Regions from separate parts of the Homo sapiens genome. Here regions 2, 3, 4 and 5 are each linked to region 1. A link is an interaction called in ENCODE POLR2A ChIA-PET data of the cell type or tissue named here. Cell type or tissue: HepG2. All regions are shown on one strand. Each heading gives the region's core, and the rest is flanking DNA. Links, peaks and the distances in the headings are about the cores only.

The links. ChIA-PET counts read pairs that join two places held together with the same protein. Peaks named below come from ENCODE experiments on the same cell type or tissue, not always from the same donor. Only the 100,000 strongest peaks of a DNase experiment are listed, where the experiment ranks them.
Region 2: POLR2A ChIA-PET joins it to region 1 with 10 read pairs; 4 of 35 experiments call an interaction of 5 or more read pairs at or near these places.
Region 3: POLR2A ChIA-PET joins it to region 1 with 31 read pairs; 6 of 35 experiments call an interaction of 5 or more read pairs at or near these places.
Region 4: POLR2A ChIA-PET joins it to region 1 with 40 read pairs; 5 of 35 experiments call an interaction of 5 or more read pairs at or near these places.
Region 5: POLR2A ChIA-PET joins it to region 1 with 14 read pairs; 6 of 35 experiments call an interaction of 5 or more read pairs at or near these places.

The regions. Positions count from the first base shown.
Region 1 is chr2:137,961,076-137,967,455 of GRCh38, reverse strand. HNMT (histamine N-methyltransferase) reads right to left here and starts at 2,983. Exons shown (of 6, transcript NM_006895.3): 1 at 2,828-2,983. The coding sequence starts at 2,964. In HepG2, for the core only: a CTCF peak has its summit at 2,950; DNase peaks (open chromatin) are centred at 1,146, 3,195 and 3,715; H3K4me3 peaks cover 3,203 bases.
Region 2 is chr2:138,014,008-138,020,387 of GRCh38, reverse strand. It overlaps HNMT (histamine N-methyltransferase), which reads right to left. Exons shown (of 6, transcript NM_006895.3): 6 at 4,024-6,380. The coding sequence ends at 6,258. All of the region lies in intron 2 of LOC107985948 (a long non-coding RNA gene), which reads left to right. Among named protein-coding and RNA genes, the nearest start is that of HNMT, 53 kb to the right of the region's middle. In HepG2, for the core only: no CTCF peak of the experiment used is centred there; no DNase peak of the experiment used is centred there.
Region 3 is chr2:137,908,127-137,914,506 of GRCh38, reverse strand. The region is part of intron 2 of LOC101928273 (a long non-coding RNA gene); the gene reads left to right. Among named protein-coding and RNA genes, the nearest start is that of HNMT, 53 kb to the left of the region's middle. In HepG2, for the core only: a CTCF peak has its summit at 3,782 (motif pointing left); DNase peaks (open chromatin) are centred at 3,526 and 3,746.
Region 4 is chr2:138,107,962-138,114,341 of GRCh38, reverse strand. No RefSeq gene overlaps it. Among named protein-coding and RNA genes, the nearest start is that of LINC01832, 9.3 kb to the right of the region's middle. In HepG2, for the core only: no CTCF peak of the experiment used is centred there; a DNase peak (open chromatin) is centred at 3,671.
Region 5 is chr2:138,029,485-138,035,864 of GRCh38, reverse strand. It overlaps LOC107985948 (a long non-coding RNA gene), which reads left to right. Exons shown (of 3, transcript XR_001739719.2): 2 at 3,369-3,430. Among named protein-coding and RNA genes, the nearest start is that of HNMT, 68 kb to the right of the region's middle. In HepG2, for the core only: no CTCF peak of the experiment used is centred there; a DNase peak (open chromatin) is centred at 3,374; H3K27me3 peaks cover 397 bases.

The sequences.
Region 1 (6,380 bases), core at 436-5,435:
CATGCCAAGGATGAGAATTTTGAGTAGCATTTGATTTATTTTTTTCTCTTGTTTGAGACAGGTTCTCACTCTGTCATCCAGGCTGAGAGCAGTGTCTCAGCCATATCTCACTGAAGCCTCGATCTCTCGGACTTAAGTGATCTTCCCACTTCAGCGTCTGGAGTAGCATGTGCATGCCGCCTTGTTCAGCTAACTTTTTCACTTTTTTGTAGAGATGGGATCTTGCTATGTTGCCCAGGCTGGTCTCAAACTCCTAGGCTCAAGTAATCCTCCCGCCTCAGCCTCCCGAAGTGCTAGGATTACAGGCGTGAACCAACACATCTGGCCAGTATTTTATTTGTTAACAGCAATTCTGGTATCTAAAAGACAGTGGAAAAGTACCTTTAGATCTATTATACAAAACCATTTTCAGTATAGAGTTCTATATCCAGTCAAACGATTAACATAGAACCAAGGGATTTTTAAACATACAAAGTCTCAAAAAGTTTACCTCTCGTTCACTCTTAAAGTTCTTAAAGAATTGTTCAGGAAACAAAGGACCGAGGAAACAAAGAAAAGAAAGGCATGAGATATAGAATCAGGGAATCAAATAATGGAGAAAGAAAATGATTCTCAGAAAGTGAAATAAATTCCCTCCTTAATAGTTGTATAGCAGGCCAAAGCAGATCTTCCTAAACTGAAAAAAAGAACAGAGGGCTTCAGAAAAGTTGTTCCCTTGGGGTAAAATAAACAGATTCCTTGATATGTTTGCATATATTGAGAGGAGATTAATATATCTGCTTGGGGATCAAAATAGTAATAGGTACATGGAGAACTAAGAAAAGAAACCAAAATCAAGGCAATAGTCAACTCTAGGGAGAACAAAAAGTTGTACGTAAAAGGAAATATAAGCATAGTCGAATATATTGCTCAATTATTAAGAATATGTACATAGGCAAAATAACATAAACACTCAAATTATTTAACCAAAATTTTGACTACATATAGTGACATGATAGGGTGGGAAATATGCATGCTTACTTAGCTATTTTAATACAGCGAAATGAAGAAATAGAACAATAACATGTTATTTTGAATTATGAAAGAAAATTCCATAAATAACTAAAAGATTTCAAAGTGCTGAAAGTGGTTGCTTCCGGAGAGTGGGAATCAAGAATGGAGTGGGTGGGGTTTGTTATAGTCCCCACACACTTTAGAACCATTTGATGTTTTAAAATATGGCATGTCTTGCTTTAATAAAAATTTAATAGGCTCGCTCCACACTCAATTAGCACAGTGAGCCACAAACTCAACAAACCCTGCCCTAACATACACAAAGAGTATCCTAATCACATTTTGGTACTTCATAACTTATAGACAACTCTAAGTAACAATTTTAAAAGTCCTTCAGCTAAATCTTATTTCAAACATTACCTTCAGGAAAAAAATAAATGACACTGAATCTGATCATTCCTAACTATATACTACTGTTATAAGACAAACAGTGTGCCCTTAAAAATTCTTCAGTCTTTCACAGATTTTATAATATTTCCAGTTAGATTTAAACTTTGAAGATAAGGAAGGGGTCATTCATCATCGATTATGTTATCTCCATCCACGGTACCTCTTCAAACCAAACTGTGTATGGCTGAAGAAAACCAAGGATCTGGTAAGCTACAGACATGAGCAAATACTTTTAGTACTGAAAAAGAATTGAGAAATTAACTCATTACCTTTAACTTTAGAAATGAGCAAAGAAACCCAAAGAGGTTAACTATAATTAGTTCCTAGGTAAGAAGTTCTCTATATTTGCTATTTGCTTTGATGTTTGCATCCTTATCCTATTACATATTAATTTTTAATATATAATATCCTATTTTTTGAAAGCTAACATTTAAAATCTGAATCATGTTAAATAGAAAAGGAAATAAAATTTTATGTACATCTAATAATGCCTGCTCTGGTCAGACATAGGTACTGCCCTGGTGAAAGAATTTCAGGCCTGCAATAGAGAAATTCAGCAAAAGATAAAATACCACTTTCCTTTGCTGTTTGCAAATTGGATCCATAGTCATTTCTTCCCAGTTTTCCATTATTATTTCCTGAAGTAGAATGAGTTACAGCAAATCACCCCCAGATAGGTGATTTGATTATCTTTAGCATGTGGAATCTGTTACTCTCATAATGCTTATCAGCTCTGGCACAAATTGAACACATTAATCACCCAAAAAAAAGAACTCTGCAAGAAGGATAGGAACCAGTGAGTTTCACTGATAATGGGAAAATGGTTCTTTTTTTAAGGAACACATTGCTAATATTAAGCTGAAAGAAAAAGACAATTTTGAGGAAGAGAGTGATAACTATAACAATGGATAAGGAAAATTAATTTAAATGGATATTATGAGAACTGAGGCACTCAATCCTCAGGGCAAATCGTACTTTGGCAATTATTTATATTTGATTCTAATGAAAAGCATACCAGACTCCCTTTGGGACTTTTTTGGGATGTAAAATTTGGAGGAGGGCTGAAAAATCTGAGTTCGAAGATTAGCATCTTATCTTTTCCCAAATGAACATGGATTTGTGCCTTCAAATGGTTAACGCTTATCTCTATGCAGCTGGAAATACAACACAAATGGGAGCCTTTGAGTGTTCAAAGCAAACGTGGAACCAAAGCACTGCAGGAGAAAGGCAGGGCAGGGCAGCGAGGAGGGGACGACGGGGAGCTGCTATCAGTAATTCGCCCTTATCCCTGTGCCCAGCCTGCGAGGCTGAGCGAGACCCATCTATCACTGACGCACAGCCAGTCTGAGGCTTGTCCCTTTGACAACAACGTCCCTTTTGTTACCTTCCTATTATGCCTGGCAGCTTCTTGTCCATGAATTCCTGCATGCACTGGTGTTCCGTGGAATGGTTGAGAAACCTCCGGAAAGATTCAACATATTTCCCGTGGTCAGAAAACAAGCTCCTCATGGAAGATGCCATATTTGGTTTTCTGAGAAAGACAGAGCAGGAAGCAAGGTTTAAGTTCCCCTCCTTCTCTTCCCAGTTCCCTCTTTCTTTCCCCACCCCCACCAGTTTCTATCCAAAAAAAAAAAAAAAAATGCTAAGCTTGTTTTGAATTTAACATGCCACAAAGGCTGGCTTGTAGAGCTCATTACTGAGTCAATATTTGAACGGGACTTTGCACTGATACTTTAACCCCTATACGGTTGTTTTGTAAGAAATAGAAGTATTAAGCAAGGCTGTAAATCCACTGCTAAAACTTTTCAAATTCCTGAGGTTGAAAGGTCATAAAAACAAACTGTATTCAAATCACTTCCTGTTTTGTCAGCAAAGCCACAAGTAAGTTCCAAGTGGGAAAGTGACTGTTCGAAGTGGCAAACACCAGGATAAAGAGGACAGCTACACAGCACTCTCAGAAATCTACAGCAGTGAAATCTTTAACGGAAGACTGTCATCTGCCTCTGTGCTTTCTACGGGATTGTTTTGGGCCTTTACATTCCTCAGCACTTGAATTTTCAACTTATCTGCTGCATTTCTTCAAATGCTGATTTGTTGTAACTCAGAAATTATCTTAAAAGGAAGTCACGAAGGAGGAGCCCAAGAACTCGTAGCTAGAAGGTGTCAGAAGCTGCATTTAGGGGAATGAGAGTGGTAAGAGAAGTCTTGGAGCAAGAATGCAGGACACCAGGGTAAAAGTGCAGTCCATAGAATCCTTCCCTAAGCGCGCTGAACACGACGAGGTCATAGATACTTCGCTTGGCTGGATGAGCCTTTGGAAACCCAGTGGTGTCCCCACCAGAAGAGCCAAAGCTTCAGAGTACCCACACACAGTCTTTTTCCTGGGAAGAGGTCTTTAAGAAGGTCATCCTTTATCTAATATTGGGTTGTTAATAATAGCATCCAACTCATGGAGGAGTGCTGAGGATCAAATGAGTTAACTCATATAAGTCTCTTAGAAATATGTCTGCTTAAACCGTCCCTTCTTCTAATTGAGTTCCCAAGCTGCCCTCTAAGCATTCAAAACACTTCCCAACTCTCTTTTTTTTTTTGAGACAGAGTATCGCTCTGTCGCCCAGCCTGGAGTGCAATGGTGCGATCTCCACTCACTGCAACCTCCGCTTCCTGGACTCAAGTGATTCTCCTGTCTTAGCCTCCCGAATAACTGGGATTACAGGCACCCGCCACCACGCCTGGCTAATTTTTGTACTTTTAGTAGAGACAGGGTTTCACCATGTTGGCCAGGCTGATCTCGAACTCCTGATCTCAAGTGATCCACCCGCCTCGGCCTCCCAAAGTGCTGGGATTACAGGCGTGAGCCACCATTCCCAGCCCCCAACTCCCTTTTATAAGTATGTTTTGTTCTCACTATTCTTAGAGCCAGTGCTTTTACCCCGGGGGAAAGTGTAATATCTGGACAGGCAGATTGCCATGGATGACTCTGCCCTTAATGAACTGTCTGACTTTGGCTGAAACATAAGCTGCAGTTTGCTCATCAGTAAAATGGGAATGAATTTTATCTTATAGGGTTGTACTGAGAATAATATAACTAATGTTTAAAAAGTGCAAGCCAGTCCCTCTGCAAAAAAAATATATATATATAAAATGACAAAAACAGTCGTCACTTTATTCACGGACATTGAAATTTGAGTTTCATATCATTTTCACATGTCATGAAATATTATCCTTCTTTGAATTTACTTTAACCATATAAAAACATAAAAGTTATTGGTAGCTCATGGGCTGCACAAATCAGGTTGGTAGGGTTGGGTTTGGCCACAGGCCTTATTTGGCCAAGCCCTGATTTAGCTCCTGTGCCCTTCACTCATCCTTAGATAAGGTCTTTGCTGGTTCTTTACTCACATCTCTATCCAACCAGCCTTCCCTTTCCTCAGATGGGCTCTGACAAACTTTTGCTTCTATTACCATCTTCCATTTTTCTCTTTAGAGCTCAACCCAAATCATTCATTCATTCATGTGTAACATCTATCTGTTTTTGTTTCACTTTAACCAAAACCAAAAATGGCCAATAATGTATTCATCTATTGAATAAAAGTTTAGTAAGAGTCTCTGTTTGCTATTCTGCTGAGGAATACTCCTGACATGACTTTCTCTTGGAAAGCTGCTGTTAAGGCCTCCCTTAACTGAAACTTGGTCTTCTGAGACCATCACCTCCCTTGCCTGCTGTCAAATATTCTCCAACAGAGCCAGTTCTTCATGTGGATCCCAGTGAGGACTTCCTTTCCGTCTCCACTGTTTCCACCTTACTTGAGATTCTCTTTATTTTTCACTTATTGTGCTTTTTTTTAAAAAAAAATTAAGTTCAAGAGTACATGCACAGATTTGTTACATAGGTAAACATGTTTTATTGGGGCTTGTTTTACAGATTATGTCACCACCCAGGTATTAAGCCTAGTACCCATTAGTTATTTTTCCTGATTCTCTCCCTCTTCCCACACTCCACCTTCAATAGGCCCCAGTGTGTGTTGTTCCCATCTAATGTTTCCATATTTTCTCATTATTTAGCTCCCACTTATAAGTGATAATATGCAGTATTTGGTTTTCTGTTCCTGCATTAGTTTGCTAAGGATAATGGCCTCCAGTTCCATCCTTGTCCCCACAAAAGACATGATCCCATATTTTTTATGGCTGCATAGTATTCCATGATATACATATGTCACATTTTCTTTGTCCAGACTATCACTGATGAGCATTTAGGTTGATTACATGTCTTTGTTATTGCATATAGTGCTGCAATAAACATTTACATGCATGTGTCTTTATAACAGAACAATTTATATTCCTTTGGGTATGTACCCAGTAATGGGATTGCTGGGTTGAATGGGATTTCTGTCTTTTGGTCTTTGAGGAATCGCCACACTGTCTTCCACAATGGTTGAACTAATTTACACTCTGACCAACAGGGTATAAGTGTTTCCTTTTCTCCACAACCTTGCCAGCACCTGTTATTTTTTTACTTTTTCATAATAGCCACTGTGACTGGTGTGAGATGGTATCTCATTGTAGTTTTTATTTGCATTTCTCTAATGATCAGTGATGTTGAGCTTTTTTTTATATGATTGTTGGCTGCATGTATGTCTTCTTTTGAAAAGTGTCTATTCATGTCCTCTGTCCACTTTTTCATGTCTTTTTTTTATTCTTGTAAATTTGTTTAAGTTCCTTATAGATAATGGATACTAGATCTTTGTCAGGTGCATAGTTTGCAAAAATTTTCTCCCATTCTGTAGGTTATTTATTCTGTTCATAGTTTCTTTTGCTGTGGAGAAGATCCTTAGTGTAATTAGATCTCATTTGTCAACTTTTGCTTTTGTTGCAATTACTTTTGGTGTCTTCGTCATGAAATCTTTGTCCATGTGTATGTCCTGCATGGTATTGCC
Region 2 (6,380 bases), core at 816-5,815, 53 kb before region 1:
TATTTTGCCTCTTGAAGATAATATATTTTGGGCCAAAGTTGATCAAGTCAAACAGGTACTATCTTTATGCTAGAGTCACCAGGTGAGATCCGTCCCTGGGAAATAGGATAAAAATTAAGAAGCTAGGAGATAATTCCTATATGAAACTTAAAGAGGAAGAAAAGGGACAGAGAGGCAATGAAGGTCAACATTATTAAAGACAGCAAGATGTAGTGGTTATGAACATGGTCCCTGGGGTTAATTCGTGTGTATTAGAATTCTGGCTCCACCAGATGTAAGAATGAGGTACACATTATATAATTTAATATATAATTTAAACCTCAGTTTCCTTCTTTGTGAAATTGGAATAGAAATTGTAACTAACTCACTCATAAGCTTGTTATGAGGATTAGGTTGTATAATGCCTATAAACACTTAACATGAGCACAACACGTAATAAGCCCTCAAGAAATGTTAACTATTATTAAAATGGGGTCTTTTAAATCCCTTATGGTCTGTTTTATTTAGCAAAGAATCTTCCTCCATGATTAACTCTTTTTCAAGCTGGAAACTATGAATTAGAATGGCCAAAGAAAACAGAGGGAAGCAGCCAAGCTGAAGAGCCAGTTTTTGCTCCACCATTCCTAGGACACACAGATGGGAAACTCATAAGTTGCCAACCTTGCCCAAACATATCCATCCCATGAGGCTTCTACTGGAGCAGTAAGCCCTGGCTAATTTCCTTGCCTGGGTAACTTATACAATGAAGAATAAGTCCAAACTCCTCTCCCAATCAGTCCTGGAGAAATAAAAGTAATTATAAACAAACCACAAGGAGGGTAATGCACCTTCCATTAAAGGCTATTGTGGGGTAGATGAAGTCTGTTGGGAAATGTGTGGCATGAGGCAGCAATATCTTGATAAATAAGCTAAGGCTGCAATGTGCTCCTGCTGATAATAAGCAGCATGGAGCAACTGCCTCTTCTACAAAACCCTGGGATTTATGTCCAGTCTGCCTGCATTGAAAACCAGAGAATTAACTCATGAAACCCATATATCAACACATGCAGAAAAAGGAATCACAGTATAGAAATGAAATTAGCATGAAATTAGTTAGCTGTAGAACATAAATAAAGGTACTGACACTTTTCTGCATCTTCTATAGCAAATGTCTTTGGAGAACTCACCAAGGTTGGACTATACCTCATGGCCCCTGTGATTTATTTCAACATTTTCTATCCTAAGCAGGTTGTTTGCAAAGTCCTTCAAGTATCATTAAGACAAGCCAGGAAACACAGATAATTCTTCAAGAGAAGAATATGATCATGGAAAGGCACTGCTTATACAGAGTATCCCCATGTGTCAGTGCAGCCTCCAGAACGGCGTCTTGCTGTATTTATTAATCCATTGCCACAGAGATTACTACAATCTGACTCAGAGCCCTAATTAATTTTTGGCACATTTAGAAATTGTGACTGTCGTTACCCAGGGAGCCCTTAAATCAACCCCCCTTTTACTGCAGTTGCCTTTTTATGGTGTATATCACACTGAGAAATGGATTACATGATCCTTAGCTTTAACTATCCTGCATTAGTTGATCATGTACTATGGATGTGTATTGCACAGTTTATGAATCATAGGGGAGCTAGGGTATGAATGACAGATAATTTAAACATGAAATTGGTGATGTCTGGGACCTGGTAGGAGGTGAGGCAGAGAAATACAGGCAAAAGTTAAGGCAATGGGATGGAAAAATCAGATATTTATGACAAGCTTAAAATGAACTTGTTACTGAAGTGTAGTATTTAGAAAGAGTACTATCTCATTATTCAAGGAGGTGATTTTTTCATAGTACTCTGATCCTCTGATTGCTTCTTCTTCCCTTTTATAATCAGGTCCCCTTCAATGTACAAGTGGATATTTGGGGGCAAAGGTGATTTAGTTCTATGAAGTCATACTCCGCATCTAAGATGAATGAAGATCACATATTTAACTTGCCCAATATGCAGACATACAGTGTGAGTCGGCCGGGCAGGTATAGGGTTTGGCTAACTTCCTGTTATCAACTTGCTTTGGGAGCTGGGTTAAATTATTCAGTGTATTAGTATCTCAGTTTCCTCACCTATGAAATAGGATAATAATAAATAATCTTTCTAATTCATGAGGTAACAACCAAATAAGATCTTCTATTTTGCTCTACCTAAGACATTTGGGAGGCAAGAAGCAGACACCCACAAGGATACCTGGAGTAAAATGGTATTTGTTCAGGTTAGACACAGATGGGAATAGAAACTGCAAGAACCCTTCCTTGAGACAGCCAAAGCTCATCTCCCATTCAAAGGCCATGTGGTCTTAGACTCCTGGCATCTCTCATTCTCTCTGCAAGTTGGTTCCATGCCTCACCTTCAAACCATGGCATCCCAGTGAGGTCCTCCCACATGTGGCCCACAGTGGCAACTCTAGACTTGAATCTATCTTAGGACCTTTCAGCTCAGCTACTATAGAAAGCCACCTCGCCTTCTTATTGTCCTTTAGATATGTAAAGCTTATTTCCACATCAGGGCCTTTGTATTTGTACTTCTTCAAATGCTTTTCTCCCAACTCTATGCATGGTTTGCTCCTTCACTGCATTTCAATCTCTGTTCAAATCTTGTTCTTTCAAAGAGAGCTTCCCTGATCACTCCACTTAATATTTCCCCATCTGGTACTCTTTTCCCCTTATTTACTTTTATTTTCTTAATACCACCTATCATTCTCTGGCATATATTTATTTTTTGCCTATTTCACCCACTAGAAATCAGGTCACTGAGGTCTGGAACTTCGTTGTTGTTGTTGTTGTTATTGTTTTGCTGTGATATGTCCTTTGCTTAGAAAACTCCCTCACACCAAAGAGGTACTCAATAAATATTGATTAATTGTACATATCACGAATAAGTGAATGAATGTCTCATTGCCCCAGATTTGTAATTTCACATTTTTAAGAGAATTTTTGATGGATGCATTTCATAATTTTCAGAAAGACTGTTTCATCAATTTCTGCCTATAGGTTTCTATCCATGTGCCAGCTGGATAGTCTCATCAGGCAGGATTGAGATGGGGCCATTTCACATAGTACTGAGCACAGGCACTTAGAGCATGGATAGCTCAGGGAGGCAGATCCCTTAAGGTGGGGCTTGGATGGTGGAATCCTGATGGCACCTTGAGTCTCTTGGAGGACCAGCTTAGCTCTGAAAGACACAGAGGCCATCTTCCTGTGGCTAAGAATCACAAGGTCAGAAACTAGGTCGGCTCCTACAAGTACTAGCTCTCTGGCCTTAGTTGTAATTTTCCTTAAACTTTTTATTTACTCTGCATTTTGTATTGAGTTTCCATGAGTAACTAATAACAATGGTGGTTAATATTTTTGAGTATTCCTGATGAGTCTAATGCTTTATGTGCATATTTATGAAGCTTAACTCCTGGGCTTCTCGTAACCATCTTCTGAGGTAGATACTATGATTCACTTCATTGTGTAGATGAAGAAATATGAGAATAGAGAGAAAATAAGTTACCTAATGTCACTTGGTGAGTAATTAATACAACCGGAATTTGTACCCAGTAAGTCTGGCTCTACAGCTTTATTTAACAAGGTTATTTTAATCCACTCACTCCACTGTGGGACTTCGCAAGAAGCCCACATTTTTTTAGAAGTAACATTCTGATGAGGTGACATATAAATATGATTTCAATAATAAAGTATTATGTGCCAGCTATTCTCATTAAACAAACATTTAAAATACATTAAATATACATTTGGGTCTGTGCAGTTCCACAGACTTAAGATCTAGTATTCTCCTATGGCCCTTGCATCTCTTTTTATGGTTGTGCATTAGAAATTACTTAACTTTTATGGCCCAGAATGGCAGGGCCATAAAAAAGTCACCAATTTTTATAATAAGCAAATATCAAGCCCTAAAATGCTGTGCTCCACATCATGCTTTCTCTTTGGGTTTTGGCAATATGCCCCAACAATACATGCAAAAAAGTGTCTGAAAGAGTCCTAAATAAGTTAAGGTTTACACTGGCAACACATAACTTTATTGGGTTTCTTGAGCTCTGTTTATAATAATAATATGAACACACAAGGTATAAGATAAATGTTTGAGAAGGAAATAATTCATTGATCCCGCTTTACTTAGCATTTACCATATGCAAGGCACCATGTTAAACACTGAGAGATCCACAACAATACATAAAACAACATTCCAAATTCATGCTGAGCACTTTTTTCTGAAACACAAGAACAAATCTGAAAAGTTAGTATGTGACTGTCCCAAATTTTGGTATTATCATACAGTGCAGGAAGAAAACAGGGATAGGTTTATCCCTTGAATTTATACAACTTCCCATTGCTGACTAGTAGGTTTTCATGGGAATTTCTCTCTTTAAAAAGGCTTATGTGTTTCAATTGCACTAAAATTAAGCAGGTGAGAATTTATTTATCCTTGTATACTAAGGGTTTAATAAGGACGAGAAAAAGGCCATATTTACAAACACCAATCTATGGACTGCAATTCTTTTGTATCTTTCAATAGCATTGTTAGTTCTAATTTTGTTTGTTTTTGCACGTGTGCTTTATACAAAAGACTCTGTAAAGTCTTGATTTCCATACTTCTGGTGAAGCTCTTCAAGGTCTTCATGGCCCCATACCCATCAATCATGTGTGCCTCACAGATTTCCTTTGTCAGTAGTACATATCAGTATGATTAACGGTTCAGTGTTCATTTTCAGGAATCTGATTGGATAACTGTCGTTTCATTTGTTGAAACATATAATTCAAAAAGCATTGATGAAGTTGTCCAAAAAAGAGAGCAATGCAAGTCCATTTTACTTATTATGAACAACAAAGCTTGGTAGTTTATTAGTGTAAATAGGCTCTCTATGCCAGTGTATTCCCTGGGGATAAACTAGGTGATTGAGATGGGTCGTTTAACTTTTTAAAGTGATTATACGGCAACATTACATGGAAGCCCTATTGCATGAAAGAGTGAGTATCACACGGGGTTGAAGGCTTCCTCACTGGCAGAATGAGGGCTCATGAGCTGTTTAGTAAAACCTTACTTTTGTTTTGTTTGTGACAGGGAGTACTAATTATTTACATACTTAAAATATTTATTTATTAATTATTAAATGTACTGTTTATGTCAAAAATAACAGAGCGTTATTATTAAAAATAAGAAACATCAAATTTGTTTTCAAAACCCCCCTGAAATCCTACAGTCCAAAGATGACTCTTGGTCTTATAGGAGTTCTTGAGAGTGACATAAGAAACTATAAAGTATCAAAATGCATTGAAGGTTTTCTAGAACCTTGCATTTACCCAATTCCTAGAAATCTGGTAAAAGCTGCATTTTAAGCTAGAACAGGTTTAGTTTTGTGTTTCTTTGTTCTTCAATAAATTTTGTTTATACATCTGGCTATTATTTTGAGGGGAAACAGTTTGTTCTCACTGTTTATACTTATCTAAATTTCAAACATAGTAAAGATTTCATTTTTTAAAAAAAGCAAAACTATAATATTATTTTGATAAAATGTTAGTATTCTAAAACCTTGGTTTTAGAAGGTCTTTTAAAATGTATCAGAAGCCGAGACTTAAAAAAAAATCTGGCTGAATATAATAGAAAACTTCAGTATATCAAAAAGACAAACAAAAAGCTATTAATTCACAGATAAAATTACAAGAGAAAACACAATGGGAAGAAATGACAACATGTGATAAAGAATTAATTTTTAATATTCTAAAGGTGCTTACTCTTACAAATTAATAAAAATTAGATAGAAAGCACAATAGAAGAACGTACAAAGATAAATGTTTCTTCACAAAACGGCCAAATCAGTAACACAGGCTTTGTGTTCAAAGTATTGATTAGTGCATACTTCACTAATAAAGAATCTATAGTATGTATTTTATTAGTATTCTAGAAAATTTCAGACAATCAGCAAATGGAATGAATTTTATTATCAATATGCCATAGAAATTCAGTCATCTAATTTTTCTAGCTTATGTTATGTTGAGCCTGCTTGTGGTCTCTCTACCTGGAGGAGGGACAGGATAAGACCAGCAGTATCCCATATGATTCCAAATGGAAGTCCAATAATGTATTGGAATTTGCTACATCTCATATCCAAACAGTGCTTTATCTACATTAATGGATGAGTTTGTGATTTTAATATGGAAATAAATGAGTGATTCGAGTTGTTCAAAATATAATTTTTGAATATACTTTTGTGATTGATAGTTATGCCTCAATCACTATGAAACTCAGAGTATTATTAAAAAGAACCTTCCCCTCTTTCTTAGCACTAAATTCAGGCTCTTGTAGATCTTTCCCAAGCTCTGCTCTGAGATCAGGTGGTGCTGT
Region 3 (6,380 bases), core at 982-5,981, 53 kb after region 1:
TTAATGAGCATTTCCTTTTGAGCAGGACCTTTGAGCATCGTGTCAGTATTCAAAAAATGTGAATTTCAGATTTTTGGATTAGGAATGCTCAACCTATACAATACTTTAACCATAAATTCTGAGAACCTTTCTTTAAAGGATGTAGTAGACGAGGTCAGACAATTGTCCTTCCATAAACATTCATTCTATCATTTGTTCAAACCCCACTGTGTTTCAGGCATTTTGTTAACACATCGGGAATGGACCCAGAGGGCCTTTCTGAGAATTGTGTTAGACCCAGATATTCACCCAGGCCCAGAGCATCCAAGACCTTTTGCCTCCAAATACCAATGATAATTTGTCTTGTGGTCCTAAGATGTTAATCAGAGCTGCTTATAATAGCCTCTGAAACTGGCTTCTCTCCCCTGTAGCCCCAGATGGTCTACTCTGGACCCTGAATACATTAGGTTGGGGGATTCTAAGTGCAGTCACTTTGTTGCCAGGTCCACTTTCTTTCCAGAACCTCTGAATCAAATGTCAGCCTGTTTTCATTGTTCCCTTTCTGATTAGCTGTAGCTGGATATACTGAAGGAATGAAAGTTTTCTGAGCTGACTGCACTGATAAACCTAGAAGGAGACCATGGTGATAATTGCTTTATAATTTTCAAAAGTCAGCATTAACTGCTGAGTAGCAGAGTGGATTACATTTGCGTTTTCAGTGGAAATGATCACTGTGATGTCCTTACTGCCTCCTAACTCATGAAAGGAACAACTGGCTGGTCCCTGGAACTCCCTGTGTGACTGGTGATTGCCCACGGACTTCTAAAACAGTCTTTACTCTGAAGATGTGAATGTTGCCCATGGCCTTCAGCTGATGGATGATATCTGGGCCTGAGATGGCAATATCAGGTATTTCTGAAGATATCCTAGGGAAATGTGGGGATTGCCATGGTGCCTCTGAGCTTACCTCTAGAACAGATACTTTGATAAGCGCTTTTGTTTCTTTCTCTGAATTCTAAATCAGCCCTAGAATTCTGGAGGATAATTCTGAAACAAGCCCTACCCAGTCAATTTTCCTGAAGTTTCATGAGGATTCTGAAGAGCGGTGACAGGTGTTGGACTAAAACCAGGGAGGAAGGCCAAGGTGAGGAGAGCACTCAAAGGCAGTGGGTGGACAGAGGTCATCCAGAGGCTTGCAGAAAATAGGACCAAAGCCATGGCCCCAGACAGGAGTGGCAATCCTAAGTGCAGTTTTAGTTGCGCTTTCGAGATAATGGAAGTACAAAATCAGTCACTTAACCTCTTTTAACATCAGTTTATTCATCTGCAAAACATTGACATGCTACCTCACAGCATTCTTCACATGTAATAAGAAACGGCATGTTAAAATACTAAACAAAGCTTAAGAAGTGATGCAAAGATACTATTAGGGTAGAATGCAGATTATAATTCTATCACTTATCTCTTTCTTATTTTCTTATTTTCTGAGAAGCTCTTATGAACATTGAGTTAATTATTTCTTTTCCCTCCTTATTTATGAGCATACATGTCTTATTCAAGGTTTAAAATATCACTTGGAAATTAACAAGGGGTTTCACAAATATAGTCATATTCCTTATTTGTTCACAATATTTTGTCCCAAAATGTTGCTTTTTAAAAAATAAAAGAACTACTTATAAAATTGTGATACAGTCAAGGCAGACTATAAACAAATGCTCACCAGCCAACAGAAGAAATCTATCCTGCAATATGGAACACTTTCCCAGTGTACCATGATAGTTCCTTAAAGCTGTTATGAATTATTCCATAAACTTGTATTTAAAGACTTTTAAACATGCAGATTATTGGCCTGAGAAACCATTTCGTCTCAAAAGGAGCATTTGCAGGCTGTCGTGCAAATCTGCATTTGAGCAACTTTCATATTATGATCTTAGTGAATTCTTGACCAGATGGACTTGAACAGCTGCTACCCATGCTTGGGAAGTCCCTTTGCTTGAGAAGACAAAATAGCTCATTTGTTTGCAATTCTTTCCTGAAAGTACACAAGGGCAATTTTCTACATTGTGAATTACTTCTATCAGAACAACATTTTCCCTGAAAGACCACAGCTCATTATACTATTTAGAAACAAACAAAAATACATACAAACATTTTTTGGGGAGTTTTATAATTTGTGCCCAGAAGGGACAAGTTTCTTTTCAGATTAAGTTTTAAAAAATGTTCCTTTATTGCTGTTATGTTCAAGCTGACATGGAGGTTATAACTGAGAGAACCCCCCTCTGAAATAATAATGCCTTACATTTGTATAATACTTTATACTTTTCAAAGTGCTTTCAGGCACATTATTTCATTTGATCTTCAAAACAGCTCAGTGAGGCAGGTAAAGTGGGTGTTTTTATTCATTACATTATAGATAAGGAAATAGGTTCAGACTGCAAATATTATCTGAGTATCTACTAATTCCATCGTATTGTTCTAGGTGTCATAGAGGATAAAATAACATGTATTCCTAAAAGAAGAATCTTGGTTTTAGATAAGACATAACAACACAAAGCTAAATAATACATAAATGTACAATATGGTTCAAAAGATGACAAAAGACAATATATGGTCATAGTATTAGAAGCACGAGCAAACTGTATTCTGGCAGATTAAGGGAGACTTCTTAAAGCAGGTGCCACCCGAATATATATGCCTGGAAGGAGGTTTGGAATTTGTGGAATATTTACTCTTTGGCATCATAATCACCTTCTCATATAACCTTAGAATAGAAGAGCTTTTGGCATTCATCTAGTTTGTTCTGATACTAGATGTTGGCACTCCCTATAGCACCCTAGGCAAAAATGTTGGAATAGCTATGAGTCTTAAAAATTCTATCTTATGAAACCCCGTCTCTACTAAAAATACAAAAAAAAAAAAAACACAAAAATTAGCCAGGAGTGGTGGCGGGCACCTGTAGTCCCAGCTACTTGTGAGGCTGAGACAGGAGAATGGTGTGAACCTGGGAGGCGGAGGTTTCAGTGGGCCGAGATCGCACCACTGCACTCCAGCCTGGGTGACAGAGCGAGACTCCGTCTCAAAAAAAAAAAAAAAAAAAAAAAAAAAAAAATTCTATCTTATATGCAGCTGCAATCTCCAGTTCTATAATTCTACCCTCTTGACTAGAGTAAAACAAGACTAATTTATTTTCTCTTTCTGTGGAAAGCCTTTAATATGTCTGTAGTCAGCATGATAGCTTGATCTGCCTTTAGTCTTTTCTTCTTTCCATTTAATCTTAAAGCTTCTGGAGATACAGTCATTATTTTACTGCTGGGCCCGTATTTTATTTGTCCAAATTATCTGTAACTTTGGCCATCCCAAACTGTTACACTATTGTAGATATGCAGATTTGAATAAGACTCTAAAAACTATCATTATCTTTCCAATTCACTGCCAGCATGTCCACTAATACTGCTAGTTGTGAACAATTCTCACATATAAGAGTAACTAACTTTTGTGTAAAAGCGGCATAATTAATGTGCCTGGAATGAGTCATGGATGTCTTCCTAAAGAACAAAGGCCACCTTCCTGAAGAACAAAGACCACCTTCATTGTGATGGCTTTTTTCTTTTTCTTTTGTATTTTTCTTAAGCCATTAATGATCTATGCATGTCTGCACAGATGATACTTGCTTAAGGAACTAACACCAAATCTCTAATACAATAACAATTTTTGGTATTTTGTTTCTCATTTTTATTACTGGGAAAGTAAAAATTAACAGCTCGTGTAAATTAATAATCCAATACTGACCTCTGGTGTGTAATGAAGAAATTGCTTTCTGGATGAACTTAGCGGATGCTTGCGAAAAGTTTTATGTTTTAATATAAGAATGTCTTTCTCCAAGCAAAGAAGTTTCCTAGGCTATAATTAAAAATGTGGAAAGTGGGAAAAGTAAATCTAAGTAACTGAATGTAGAGAATGTCTCTGTGGTAGTTTTTAGTAGTGGGTAAGTAAAAAGGAAAAGTGAGAACAACTGACACTAGAACTGCCCCATTCAAAAATGTTTTTTTTTTTTTAATTCGGCCAGCTTTTAAGAAACTAAACACAGTGAGTTGCGAATGAATGATCTACCCTCCCTCACTTGACTATATTTGAATTGGACTTAAAAAAAATGCTGTTTTGAATTTCTCTAAGTCACCTCCTCAGATGGTAGATGTGTTTTCATTGCCTGCCACTCCCCAAAGTGTCTCTCCATTTATTTCAGACACAAGGTCCCAAAGTCACAATTTTCTAGTCTTATTTGCTCTTCTTTGCTGTCCTGTAATTTTCTAAAGCCAGACCATATGCCTGCTTTATAATTCAAAGGCATAATATTTGTTAGGCTGGTTCTTGATTCAGGTTTCTCATTCTCCTCCCTATTTTCAGTATGTGCCCTTCCCTCCCACTCTATGCTCAAGTCAAATTATCTATCTAGCATTTCCCCCAGTGGTACCTTCTGAGCAGAGGTACTGCAGAGTGCACAGATATGGCTGAAATGAGTCAGTCACTTTGCAGACAGAGGTGTAAGCCATGTAGGTTTAGGCCTCTACTGCCACCAGAGACCCTATTGCTGGGCTACTCCCTCCTGTAGTAGTGCTCATAGAACCTTAGAAATTCACCTGTTGAGGGAGTATCACTGGGCCAGTCGTCAATGAACCCAGATGCCAATTTAATCCTGGCACTGCCCCTGACTTGTTATGGGACTTTCTGCAATTCAGTTCAACTCCTAGGCTATGAGACTTCTATTTTATAATCTGTAACAAAGGGTGATTAGATTAGATGATTTCTAACATCCTTTGTAGTATTCCAATTCTACAGCTCTATACATGTGGATTCAGGAGGCTAGCTCAAACCCTGGGTTCTTCACTTCTTGCAATGCTCTCTCAATTCCCTTCTTCTCCCAACCTCTAGCTTGTCCAGATGTTACTGTACTTGTATACTTCCTGTGTATACTAAACCATTATATGGACTACACTCTACTGTATCTATTTGTCTATCTTTTTTCCTTCATTGAACTAAGATATGGTAGGCTGTTACTAGCTATCTATGGAGTGAATGAGAAAAGAATGCATATCTTGTCTTTATCCTGCAGGTCTGTCTCTGCCACATATTTCTGAGGAGCTCCTGGGACTGCAAAACTCTGGAGTCAGCATTGACCTTTTATCCTGGTTCTATAAACCAGATCACATGCAAGAATATTGCCTCTTAAAAATTCTCAAAAGTGATGAATAGCTATAGTCCATGCTAAAGGAAAATGGAGCACACCAGGTTGTCAGTGAGAGCTGAACCACTCTGAGTAATGGAGTGAGAAGTTTTATTAGGTTGGTGCAAAAGTAATTTGTGGCTTTTGACATCAATTTTAATGGCAAAAACTGCAGTTACTTTTGCACCAACCTATAGTTCCCAGAGTCAGGTAGACTAGGAAGAGGCAGGCAGAAAACAGAGACTGGGAGGTGGAGAAGAGTTAGTGAAATGATTTGAGTTTGGAGACAATGGGGTGAAGGCCCAGAGAAAGTTCCACACTCTTGGGGTGGCCACAGGAAAATTTTAAAACTCAGAATTTAATTTGACTAAATTTGTTTGCCATTTCAACTCTCAATTTCTAATTTTCAATAAACTTTTCTATCCTCACAAGTGCTTTACATGGGTAGGTTTTTGTGGAAAACAGTAAAAGTGATGAACATTCTATCTGAGTCAATGGTTCTTGGTGTTCAGGACACTTTAGAATCACTTGGGGAACTTTTGAAATCTGGATGCTGATGTCAGATTCCTGAGTGATTACAACAGAATCTCTGCAGGTGGGACCTAGGAATCAGTATATCTTAAAAGATCCCAGGTGAATCCAATATGCAGCTTGCTTTGGAATGAGTTATTGTGAAACAATAGACTACAGTGATCAACGTGAACTCATCTGAGAGACTCCTCGGCAATCATGTCTGCTTTGTTCTTTAATCAGTTCTATTTCACATTATTGGAAACAACTATTTTAATTTTATAAGCCTCCACTTTTCTCAAAACTTCCTCCTCCAATTCCATGTATACTCTCAATTAATGACTTCCCTTCTACCTTTCAGATATAATTGGAGCTCAACATGAAAAAATTCTTTATTTCCTGTCACCAAATCTGTAAATGTGTTTTTTCTGAATTACTTTTCACTAGTGCCTTTCTATCAATATTTGACCATCCAAAGTCATCCATCTCTAGAAAGTAACAATACAGAAATATAGGGTGTATATTTGTTGGAAATAAAATAATACTAACAAAGACCTCTCTGAACCAACCTAGAAAAGAGAACACAGTTTATTACTACATGAACATAGTCAGATTTCTATGCACGTAGGTACTACAAAAGTGACTAAAAAGTCTAGACAGACTTTCACAT
Region 4 (6,380 bases), core at 787-5,786, 150 kb before region 1:
TGGCGCAACAGTCAAAGACCAGTTTATTTGGGAGAATAAACCTGAGAGGGGCTTCTGGCTGATTTTTGGTTAGGAGCCTTCTCTCTTACAGAATAAGGGTATTTAAGGGTATAGGAAGGGAGAGCTTATTACAGGCTCAGAATGTTTCTGTGTGGAGGAGAGTTTTATTACACAGTTGGAATGTCTCTGGTCGGAGGGGAGGTTATCTTGGGGTTAGCATGTTTCTGGTTGGAGGGGAAGTTATCTCAGGGTTGGCATGATTCTGGTCAGAATGGGTTTATCTCAGGCTTGGAATGTTTCTGGTCAGAAGTGTCACTTGTGGTTTATGGTCATGCTGACAATAGCCATTAGGCTGATGTTTTCTGGGCTGGATTTAGGTGGTTTTTAATCAAGGGGAACTTAAAATGGCAGTGTTTGTCTAAGATGGGGATGCTTCTGCTCTGTCAGGAACTACTGAAAAAATGGTTCTTCCTGGTCTGGTAGGCTGAAGGATTGGTGGCTCCATGTTCCATCTGAGTCTGAAACTATCTAGGCAGTGGTGTTGCATCCATCTCCTTTGATGCTCTGAAACCAAGTCTTCCTTCATTAACTTTCCCTATGACTGAAATATTGTGCCCAATAAGAGCTAAGCCACAGTCCAGGAGTAGCTATTAACATTGTGCCACTGTTAAGGTACACCTAGGCCTTGAGGAAGTGTTCCCAGCAGTTCATACATTATCCCACCCTGGGCCAGAAAGTGTGTGCTATAAGCACTCTTTCTATCTCTTTCTTTATGTCCTTCTCCACAGTAAGTAAACTACTTTTAACATCCTCAATATTAAATGTTTTATATTCTTATAAATTATGTAAAATTATTGAGATAATCAGAATTTACTACAAATTACTGAAATGAACCCAGAGAAATTCTACATTGTTCTTTTTATTCTGTCATCTAATAGACAAGGGATCAAACCAGCACATGCCACATCTGTTGGCTCCTTAGACATTACCAGGGAATATTTTTAATATAAATATTCTCAAGCCTTGCATCAGAGCTACTAAATCCTGCGTGCTGGGACTTAGGCCTTGGAATCGCCTTTTTTTGTTTTGTTTTGTTTTATTCTTTAAATCTTCCCAGAAGATTTTAATGCAATTGACATGGATAAGATTTTCCAGAACAGTGCTTTGGGTCTTCCCACAATTATTGTGAACATAATGCTTAGAAAATATTCCAAAGCAGTTGTCACTAAAGAACTGAAGATTCTAAGAAAATTGTAGCCCAGATGTCATATTTGGCAGACTTGTCATTCACTGCAAAGATGATATCTGCCCATTTGAGATAAAGAGCTGACTTCAGGGGCCTCTTTATGGGTCACTCTGAAATGATCACCTATAGCTCTATCTCCTTTACTTTTGATTATCAAATGATCAGTTTTGCTGCCTGGTTAGAGAATGTAGTGTTGTTTGTTAGTTTATTTTCATCATCAGTAAATTTCTGATCCCTGCCAAAGTTTACTGAAACTGCCAACCATACATTCTTCAAAATAATTCACATCAATAACATGAATTTGAAAGCCCTCTCATTCCTTTCTTGGCAGCTACAAACTGCTGACTCACAGACCTTTCCCTGTTGAGTGTGTTTAACTTCATATCGCAGTTTAATAGTTTCATTCCAAAACAAAGACTGGAATTGGAAAGTTCAGGGAGAGAGTGCAGTAGGTGAAATGAAAGTTTCAATATATGTTACCATATATAGGAATATTAAATTACCTCTAAATAATACACAAGCTGTGACATGAAGCTGAAATGAATCTGTGACAGAATGTTTCATCCAGACGCAACTTCTCATCTTCTCTTGGAGAAAGGATAGAAAAACAAGCTGACTTTGTGAAATGTTTTCCAATTAAGGCATTTCCATTTCAAATTCAAACTTGTCACCTGAGTTTCTGGATAATCCAGTGAAAAGCGAGTTCATCCTCCAATCATTTCAGACAAAATCAAGACTTTTTATTAATGAAGCACAATGTCATTAAACTAGTTGCCTTTCCAGAATGAAGTTCAATATCTTATAATTATGCCCTTGGTTTCTCAGGCATCCAAATTATCATGTTAAAGAAGAGGGAGAGTTGATTTCTGGTGGCTATACAGTAAACTTCCTTCAATCCACACTCTTGGGCAAGATTATAAACTAAGCCAGCAAAGTAAGGTAAAGTCACATGCATTGTGATTTTGTAAGGTGGTGAACAACTCTTCCTAATTTTTTGACAAAAATATAAAATTTTCCTGGATCTATTTGGGAGTCACATTGCTGAAAACTCAGTAACTATTAAAGCCATGCAAAAATACTGTGTGCTTCTATGTAAAATGGAGTAGATTATTGAGTCAGATAATTGTAAACAGATTTTTTTACCTACATGATGTACACTGAGCACTCAACATCATGAATGAAGTTAGAATGTTTTACTATGTGAAAATGTAATATGCACTGTGACTTTACCACTCTCCTTGGTCCCCATCACTAAATGCCAATAGTGACTCCTCATCATTGTGACAATAAAAAACCCTCTCCCTGTAAATTTCCAAAGGCATCCAAAAGGATAGTACCATATCCCTTAATCAGTTGATCACTGATGAAACTGTTGAGGAAACAGACACAGTGGTCTTGATATCCTTCCCCACCTACTTAAGGACAGCAACCCATGAAAAGCCTACAAAATACAGATGTCATCATGTAAACTGATGTCTGTATTTTGAGATAATTCTCAATCTTTTCAGGCAGAGTGGTGAAATAAAGGAGCTGTGGATTTAGAATGAGAAGATTTAAGCTCCAATCCGAGTCCTGCCTGGAATCTGGCTGCTATGTGACCTTGGCCAAGTCACTTTCCCACTCTGGGTCTCATTATCCTTATCAGTAAAATGGAGATAAAAGTAATAATAACTGTCCTGTCTGCTTCACAGAATTGCTAAGAAAATGATAATCAGTATGAGATTGGATTTTGTCAACTAGTGGGTTGTTATAACTAAGTGGTAGTTCTTGTTGCTCAGAGATGCCATGAGGAGATAGGAAGGTAGATTGTATGGCCTCTAGGGTTGCATATAAGCCTAGGACTCACTGGTGTTTTAATCAGATAGATAGTGTGACTAAGTGTGAGTTCACTATGTCCATTATGGGCTCACACTGTGTCCAGTACCAGTTAATCTAGGTTGGATTCACTCCTACGTGCTGAGCACATTTTTTTCTGTTGTCCCTGGACACAGCTTCCAGGACATGCTCTTCTCTCTTTTATTCTATCTCCTCCTTACCACACTGGCACCATCCCTTTGTAAAAATCATTTTCCCACTTGCTTATTCCCTCTGCTTCATGAACCCACTCTTCCCTCACAATGGCCATTCTCTCTGAAATTCAGTTTCGGCTGAATACTAAGAACATAAAACAGTAGCTCCTAACCTTTACCACATACTGGAATCACCTGTGTAATTACTCAGACCATACCAGTTTATATGGCAATAATGTCCTCACGAGTTCTACCAATTTTTTGACTCTCTAGCAACATTTAGAAAGGCCAGGGTAGACACTAGAGTTAAGAAATTAGCTCAAACAGGCAAAAAACAATCAGTAACAAAGTAGCCAGGAACCTGACATTTCATGTAAGATCTGGATGTCCAAACAAGAGCAGGAAAACCACAATGAGGTCAATACAGTTTGGAGATAAAAGCTGGAATTTGGTACAGAAGTTCAGGGTCCATAGGTGAGTACAGATTAAACAGAATGACCAGTCTGGGTGCATATGCAATTAGTATACTAGACACTTCTCCTTGGTTGATGCTTTTCTTATACTCTTAGACTTGCCCAAGAACTTTCCTCTTTGCTGGGTAAGGGCAGAGCTCTGGTGCTTGCTTGAACAATCACAATACGCAATCCATATATTCCCTAGGCAAAATCTGCCGTGTAGAAATCTAAGGTGGAATTCATCAGAATTCACAAATGCTCCCCTGAAAGATGATCTGAGTTTTCTCAAGTGGGCCTTTGTGAAAGACAAGGCTGGAGCTAGGGGTTAGCCCCAGACCCTGAGATTAGGACCACAGGACAACCAGACATTATTGAGAAGAGCTCAGGAGGCAGAACAAACCCAGGCCTCCTCACGGGTCATGGTAATTGAGAGAATCAAAGTAATGGTGATTCTCAAACTCAGATAGGTAATTGGTTCATGGTTCTGTGTGATGGAGGGGTTGATTCAATTTAAGTAGATCATAACCAGTATCTGGGAGAACTGAAAAAGGGTCCAACTCCTGGGAAAAAGGACAGAGGAAACCAACCAAGTGCATTACAGTTATTAGCAACATTCTCTTTTTAAGAGAAGTCAACAGGGAAACTAAGCTCAAGTGCAATCATTCAGGCTGAGCATTGGCAGCTGCGGTTAGAGAAACCCTGGGCTCTGCGACTTGCTTCCTCTTGGACCACTCGTTCCAGACTTGTTGTATCTGGAGCTACCAATATACTCTCCACATTGGTCCAAACTGGATCAAAAATTGGGTCGGCTGAGCCCACAAGTTAATGGCATGAGTTATTATTGGGCCTGAACTGTGTGTTTTCAGGAAATGATAAACTCTCAATGGGCCTTTGGTATATTTGGGCTCAAAGGCACCTGTCACAGCTACCCCACATGGAAGGCTGCTGTGCTCCAAAGCCAGAGGCCATTTTTATAATATTTTGTGGAATATGTTACCTCCCTGTCCACAAAGCCTTGGCCAGAAGTGTGTTCCATGTTTTTGAACCTTGGCCACTTTACCACTACTCACCTGGAGTTTACAATCAGCTCCTTGACGTGAGAGAAATCACTCCTGACTCAAGGCTTTGATTCTTCCTCCAGGACCTTAATGAGAGTCTGAGCTTACAGGTGGCCCTGAGCTGGCCCAGGCAGACCACAGGGGAAAGCAATGCTGCGATCTTCAAGATGCATTCCCTAATTCATGCATGCTTTCTCCATGGTCAATGAGGTGCTCATTTGTCTTTCTGACATTTTCCGTGTTTTGTTATGAGTAGATAGCAGAAATTTGAATTTCCACTGATGACACAGTAAGGCTTTGGTATAATCCTCATTGACCTGAGATTCAGAAGGCCCAGATTTTAGCAGGCTCTGCCACCATGTAAATTTAGGTATGTATTAAACATCTCTGAGCATTAATTTCTTCTTCAGTAAAATGAGAAAGTGATACCTAATTTTTTTGTCCTTGAGTTGCAATAAAAATCAAATAAAACTCTAAATACAAGCTATAAGAAGGAATATAGATAAAAACTATTTATCCATTTACTCATTCATTCTCTCAGAGTTAATGAGCCTCTATTTATGTAGCAGGGAGAGCTAGTCACTGGAGATATTAGGCAAGTGTATTATGCAGGTATAAATGAAATAATCATTCTAACAAATGTAAGTTACAATTCTGACAAAGGCAATAAAAGAAAGGTATGTGGTTCATATGATAAGGGGAATCCAACCTCCTGATGGTGTTCTTTAACTGAGCTGTGGAGGATGGAAAGAATTTAACCAGGTAAGAGGATAGAGAAGAGAATTTTAGTAACTAGAAACAGCAAAAGTCAGGAGAGGGCATGACAGATAAAAAGCACCACCAGTAAGCCAGTGAGGGTGCAATAGAGAGAAGGACAAGGTGCTGGAAAATGAGGTTTGGGAGGCAGGTCAGACCTGGATCACACATCGCTACTTTGGTCATGGTGAGGACATTCTGCTTTAACGTAAAGCAATGAGATTTTGAGGGAGATGGGAGAGTGATGAAGGGAAGTGATGTGCATCTTGAGACCATCACTTTGATAGATATTTGACTGCATATCTTTTTATATTCCTTAACTTTATCCTTCATGTATCTCACTTTAAATTTTCTGTTTACTCTGATGGTTATTGTCTTTGGAAGCAGGCATATTTGGACATAAATTCGAGTTCTACCATTCACCAATTGTATACTTATTCTTCTCTGATTCTCCATTTTCTAAACTATACAATGGTGATGGTAATTCTTATCTCAAATTTTCTTAGGAATATATGCGATGGTATCTATGTAATTTCTGGCACACAATGTCAACAAATGCTAGTTTTTATTATTATCCCCTCTAATAATTTACTCCTCTTGTAATCACATTTTTCTGGATAGGATCCATTTTAGCTTTTTAAATTTTTTAATAAGAAGGTGGAATCATTGATCTACTATCCATAAAAGATGTTATTTCATTTATTTCCCATAGAGGGGATGGGAAATAAATGAAAGCCATTACCTTTGCTCCCCAGCACCTCTAAATGTAATGCCCATGCATTACATTACTTTGTCTAGCAATAGTTTACCTGAAGTAAGGAATTAATATCATTACCCTTTTAGAATTTTGCTATAT
Region 5 (6,380 bases), core at 846-5,845, 68 kb before region 1:
TCATCTTGAAATTCTTTACTTAATGACATCCTCAAAGATTCTTTTTCCAAATAAGGGCACATTCACAAGTTCTGGAGATTGAGACATGGACATATTTTTTTGAGAAGCACCATTTAGTCCACCACACCAGTATATTGTGAAACTACCATGAGCCAACTTTCACAAGATGATTTATTTCAGTTGCTTAGCTTTAAAAAAAAAAAATTTGCGCCGTTATTAAGCTGAAGAATAACTAACTCAAAATATTGCAGAGATTAAACAAGAATTGAGAGCTTTGGGTTTTGTTGTAATAAGAACCTTATATCTTGGTATAAACTTTGATAATTTATAGCCCCACTGTCCATAGTATCTTTAACTCAGGGGATCTTTGATACTCGCCTCACACCTTTGGTTTGTTGCCTCTTGATCTTGGGATTCTCAGGCCTGTCATGAACTTTGCTCCCTGATAAGTAGCTGGATGGGTGCTGGGATTTAGACAAAAGTACAGTCATTTTCAAATCTCACTTTAAATAAATACATCAAATCCATATTTTAATCTTTCCTTTGCCTTTAAAAATAAACCAATATAGATAGAACTTTCTGACACCCTTATAAGCTAGTTTGAGATCACTCAACTCATTTGCATGGATGACCTCTACTTGAACTCATTTCTCTGGAAATAAAAGTTTAGTGCACTACTAATTCAACTTAGAAAGTAATTGGAAGACTTCAGCAAATGAGGAAAATTCTCATTTTATAGGGACTGGGGACTTAATTCAAATGAAAAAACCTTCATTGATGACATGAGTTAATTGTGCAGTTAACATAAAATAACCCTACCTAGAATTATAAAGACTCTGAAAGTATCAATTTGCAGGTATCAATGATTAAAAGATTCTTTAACAGAATATCACATTTGTTGAATTTTCTGCGTATTGTATATTAAAGAAGACAGTCAGTGACCACTAGTAAGTCTAATACTTTATATAATTTCATTTGATGGAACCCTATTACAACCTCAAAATCTAGATATAGTGTTTCTTCAGTTTCCAAGACATCATACTCTCTCTTTTGCTGAATCCTTAACTTCTACCTCTAAACGTCAGAGATCTCACAGCTCAGCCGTAAACCGTCCTATCTAGTTACATACCTCCTTGGAAATTCCATCCATTCCTCTGGCTGTTAATACTATTCACATGCTACTAATGCCCAAATACTCTATCTCTCTAAGGTTGAGTCCTATATCAATCTACCTATTTGATGTTATTACTTGGATACCTCATAGTCATGTCAAAAGTAACCTGCTGAAAATTAATTCTTTTAGGTTGGGTTCCCTAAAAGCAGAGGCTCAGACAAGAATTCTCAAGTAACTTATGATATTGAAATTGATTTAGTGATAGTCAAGTGATTTATTTAATTAGTGCTCTCAGAAGGGGAGTGAGAAAAACAGGAGAGGGCTGGGCAAAAAATGTAAGTGAGTCTAGCTTCAACATGATCCCATACAGAAGCTCTGGAATGCAAATTGTGCACTCAGCTCGTCCCACCTTGAGGCAAGGAAGGAGACTGGCCTTTTGTTGCCACATGTCAGTTCCAGCTTCCTCAGGAGTGACAGATTGTAGGACCTAACTTCCCCAACACTGCAACTACTATCTTGCTGGGGAAAAGCTCCAGAGAAGGTAGCAGCTGTGAGCAACTAGCATCCAACACTCATAGCAGATGGGAAATGGGCAAATCTGCCAAGAGAGAAGGCAAGAACAGGGCACCAATAACATCCACTATAGCTTCTTAATTAATCCTACACTACGTGGTCAAAGTTCTACCTACCAATTCTCCCTGATATCCACCATCTTTCTGTTTCTTCTCCCAATAACCTAGTGATGCAGGATTTTTCTCAGTCACTTTGCCAGCCAGGGACCTCCACAGCCAGTGACATCCCCACCTGGGCCTTGCTCAGTCCTGGGCCTGCTACAGGAGGTGCCCCATTCACTTGGCCTGCTGGGTCACACCTGGCTTGCACACCAGCCTGGATCCTGCACTCGCCGCAGGTTCTGTGCTTAGCCTGTGGCTAGGCTGGGCCTGCCCCAGCCGACTTGTGTTACAGCTCATACCCATGTTTGGTGGTTCCCAAGTTCTTGTCCTGCATCTAAGAAGAATAAGGTTATGTGGACAATCAAAGTGTGAGGAGGGCAGAGAAGAATTCTATTGAGTGACAGAACAGCATTCAGTTCCTCACAAGCTGAGGAATGTATGGAGTGACTAGAAGCTGGAAGAGCAAGAAAAGGCTCTCCATTAGAGCCTTCAGAGGGAGCACTGACCTGCCAGCATCTGCAAGGGTGGTCTCCCTCCCAGTGTAGCTGGATCCAGAGCTTTTATGAGCTCAGAATGGGGAGTATGTGCTGATTGGTTTGTGAGTATGCAAAAAAAGCTTAAAACAAAGGCACCACTGAAAGGTGGGCACAACAGTATAGAAAACCAATTAGGGAAGGGTAGGTATATGTAAAATAGGTGAAGGGTGAGGATCAATCAGAAGAAAGCCACCAAATGGGAAAAGAGACTCTCAATCCAGAACGTGGATTTGACTCATAGCTTGGCTTCCAGGCTTTAAACTGTCTCGGCTTGAAGGTAGGGTTTCATGGGGGACCCGCCCCTGTCTGTCTTCTGGCACTATCTCTAGGCCAAGCTACTACCACGTCTTATTTCAACAAGTAAAATGCTTCCAACACATGCCTCTATGTCCACCTTACTCATCAGCAATACATTGACCTCAGAAAAGCCAGGATTATTATTTTTTAAACACAAATCTGGTGGCTCCAAATACTTTAATGTCTTCTTATTGCCTTTATAACTAATTTCAAAACCAAGGCCAAGATCTCAGAGCCACTGTGGCATTAGGCCCCTGACTCCAATGCACTCTCCAATGATCTCTCCCTCTGATATACTATGCATCTGATGCTTCTGGTACTTTGGTCCATTCCTATATCACTAGAAGCTTCTGCCTTGTGACCTTCACTCATGTTATTTCCACTAATGAGATGAGAATACTATTTCTTTTTTTGAGATAGAGTCTCACTCTGTCACCCAGACCGGAGTGCAGTGGTGCGATCTCAGCTCATTGCAACTCCTGCCTCCCAGGTTTAAGTGATTCTCCTGCCTCAGCCTCTCAAGTAGCTGGAATTACAAGTGCATGCCACCACGCCCAGCTGATTTTGGTGTTTTTAGTAGAGATAAGGTTTCACTATGTTGGCCAGGCTGGTCTCAAACTGCTGACCTCAGGTGATCCACCCACCTTGGCCTCCCAAAGCACTGAGATTGCAGGCATGAGCCACTGTGTTCAGCTGAGAATGTTTTTTCTAAGTCTCTGTTTAATTTTGTTTGTTTTCATCACTCAGGGCTCAGGTTCAAGGACAATTGCCTGAAAGAGACCTCTTCTGATCTCACCTTGTTCACAACGGTAATCACAATCCACAAGGTTATTTGTTCTCTGAAAAACCTAACTATTGAATGAGCTGGATTTGGTGTATGAAAGCAGAAAACAATTTTCTATTAACCTTGATCTCTTAACTCATTATCCTCCACACTGGGTAATCCTATTGCTTCTTCAGCTTCTCTCAGATATTAAAATTCCAATCCAGTGAAACATCCACACTTTTAATATCTTTGACTTATACTATTTAAAGCTTTTTATCTCCCCCAACTTGGATCTGCCTTGGGCTGGTAAAACGGCATTGAACAAGTAGGGCATGATCAACTTCTTTAGGATTCCCCTAAGCTTGTGTTCATCTCCTGGCTGCACCCAGCTGTCAATGCTGAGATTTAACTAAATAAAAAGTAGCTGTAAAATAATCTGTTATTAGGTGGGAGATGTAATAGGTATACCTGCTATTTTTGCAGGTAGATGACAATATATGAACAGTTCCATCCAGAAAGTCATGTGATTCTACTCAGTTTGCGATTCAGTTTGTGATTCTACTCAGATAATGAGTCAAGAGATAAAGGTTAATCAAAGAACTAATCAAAAGTAGTTCTTTCCCATCATTTAACTTTTTGTAAAAGAAGGTTTCATATTTACTTTTCTATTTGGGACCTACTGTAGGCAATTATAGCTTTCACAATATGATCCTTTAGAACTATGGTTAATAGCTTAATAGCCCTTTTGAGAATTTCTGGATTCTTGAAAATCGGAGCCCCACTAATGCGAAGGAAGTTTGCCAACAACTGTGAACACTGGAAGTGAGTGGGAAACTGAGTGTTGGTGCCCAAGTCCCAGACACAACCTCCCACTGAATGGGTCTGTTAGTGAGAGAGGGATGACCCTAGTGGGAACTGAAACAGCCTCAAAGCTGGAGGCCCTCCTCTCCCTCCCCTTCTGCACTATCCTAAGTTTCTGTCAGCACTCCACAACAAAACCTCACCACCTTACCCCAAGCTGTTAAGTGTAAGCTTGGTTGTACTTCATATCTTGAAGATTCTTATAGGCATCTTCAGATCTTCTGGGGTAATTAACTTCTGACTGCTAGAAATGACCAAAATCCCAACTTGTATGCCTGTTCATGGAGCTGTTTACCTTCAGATCTGTTTCTCAAATTTCCCCCTGCTCTGCTATGTATCACAAAGGGTGGGGAAGCAGTGGAGGGAGAAGGCTAGCTGACCCCTGCAGACTGTGTTTTCCAGGATCCTATGCCAAGAAAGGTACTAATGGAAGATTGGATGTGGGTGGGAAGGAGGGAGAAATTCCCTCTTCTGCATTTAGGGTGTGATTCCCAGGAGCCACTGTTTCTCCTCTGGGTCTCCAGAAAACCCTGTGATGAACTGCCCTGATTCCATTTTTCACCAGGTGACTGTCACCCCAGTGCTCCAGTAACAACACTCCCTTCTGGTCCCTTCAGACTTAGGGTAGGAGCTTCCTACCATCACTCATTTCTGGTTTGCCTCCCTCTGTACTGGATGCTTTCTCAGCATCCTCCCTGCATTCTATATAGCTGTGGAAACAATTCTCTGTGTTTGTTTTAACTCCTCAGAGTGGGTTCTGTACTTCTAGTGGGACCCTGGCTGATCGAGGCTGACTTTAGAAAAGGTGGGTGGGGTGGGGCAGGGCAGTGCAGAGATGAACAAAAACCTATGACTATGGTATACAGAAGAATGAGCATGCGGCTAAAAATGAACAGGTCATGAGAAATGATTCAGACTGAAAATAAGATGTTGTTATCTCCCAAAATGCTGCATTGCAGGAAGGAAGGGAATTATTCACCACCACCTTAATGCTAGCAAACCATCATACCCAAGGCCTTAACACATCAAAACCACAGGCTTTCTTTCATGCAAGAGTACATTACTGGGCTTCCCCTCTGAGAACTGCTTCACTCTCAGCAGGAAAGCAAAGGGGTCCTATCGCTCATGGAGTAGACAAGAAACCTTGTGATATTCAGGATGGGTGATGGGGATGCAAGCCTCAAAATGGTTACTTGAAAGAGGTATTCCTAACACATTCTATAACTATTAGTGAGTTCCTACCATGTGTTGTGTTGTTTTAGGTACTGGGGATAGAGCAGTAAGCAAATAAAAAAAATGTCCTGTCTTCAAAGAATGTATAATATTGCAGTGGAAGGATGGGAGAGACAAACAGACAATAAACAAAATAAATAAATAACATTTTTTTTAGTGGGGATATATGCAACAGAGAAAAATAATGCAGGGAAGTGGATAGTACGTGTTGAGAATAGGGGGTTGAAATTTTAAATACAAGGTCAGGGAAGGCCTCAGAGTGGCATTTAAGTAAAAATCCAATGGAGGTGAAGAAGAGAGTCATGGGTTTTCTGGGTAAAGGACATTCAGGAAAAGAGGTGGAAAAGATTTAGCATCATTTTGGGATAGGATGTGAGAAATAGAAAGGACTCCAGGAAGAATTCAAGGTTTCTGGCCAGAGTTTCTGGAAGAATGGCATTATTTGAAATGGGGCAAAGATGAGATAGAAGATATTTGCTTGGGGTTGGGGTCAGGAAGATCAGAAGCTTAATATTTAGACACATTAAACTTGGTAAGCCTATTAGACATTTAACAGGGGATGTGACATAGGTAGTTGCTTCTATGAATCTAGAATTCATAGACAGAGAGAGAGAGAGAGAGAGATTCTAGAGTTGTCAGCATATCAACAGTACTTAAGCAGTATGTAAAGCCCCAAGAGAATGAAAGTGAGCATAAACAGGAAAATAAAAATTCCAAAATGAAGTCCTTGGTACTCCACCATTAAGAGGTCAGGGAGATGAGGAAAAACTCAAAAAGAAGTTTAAAAAGTAGTGGCAAATGAGGTGTGAGGCAAAACATCAGGGGTGGGGGTGTCCTGAAAGTCAATTGAAGAATGTGTTTCAAGATAGAACATGTAAAATACTGCTAGTAGATGGAAT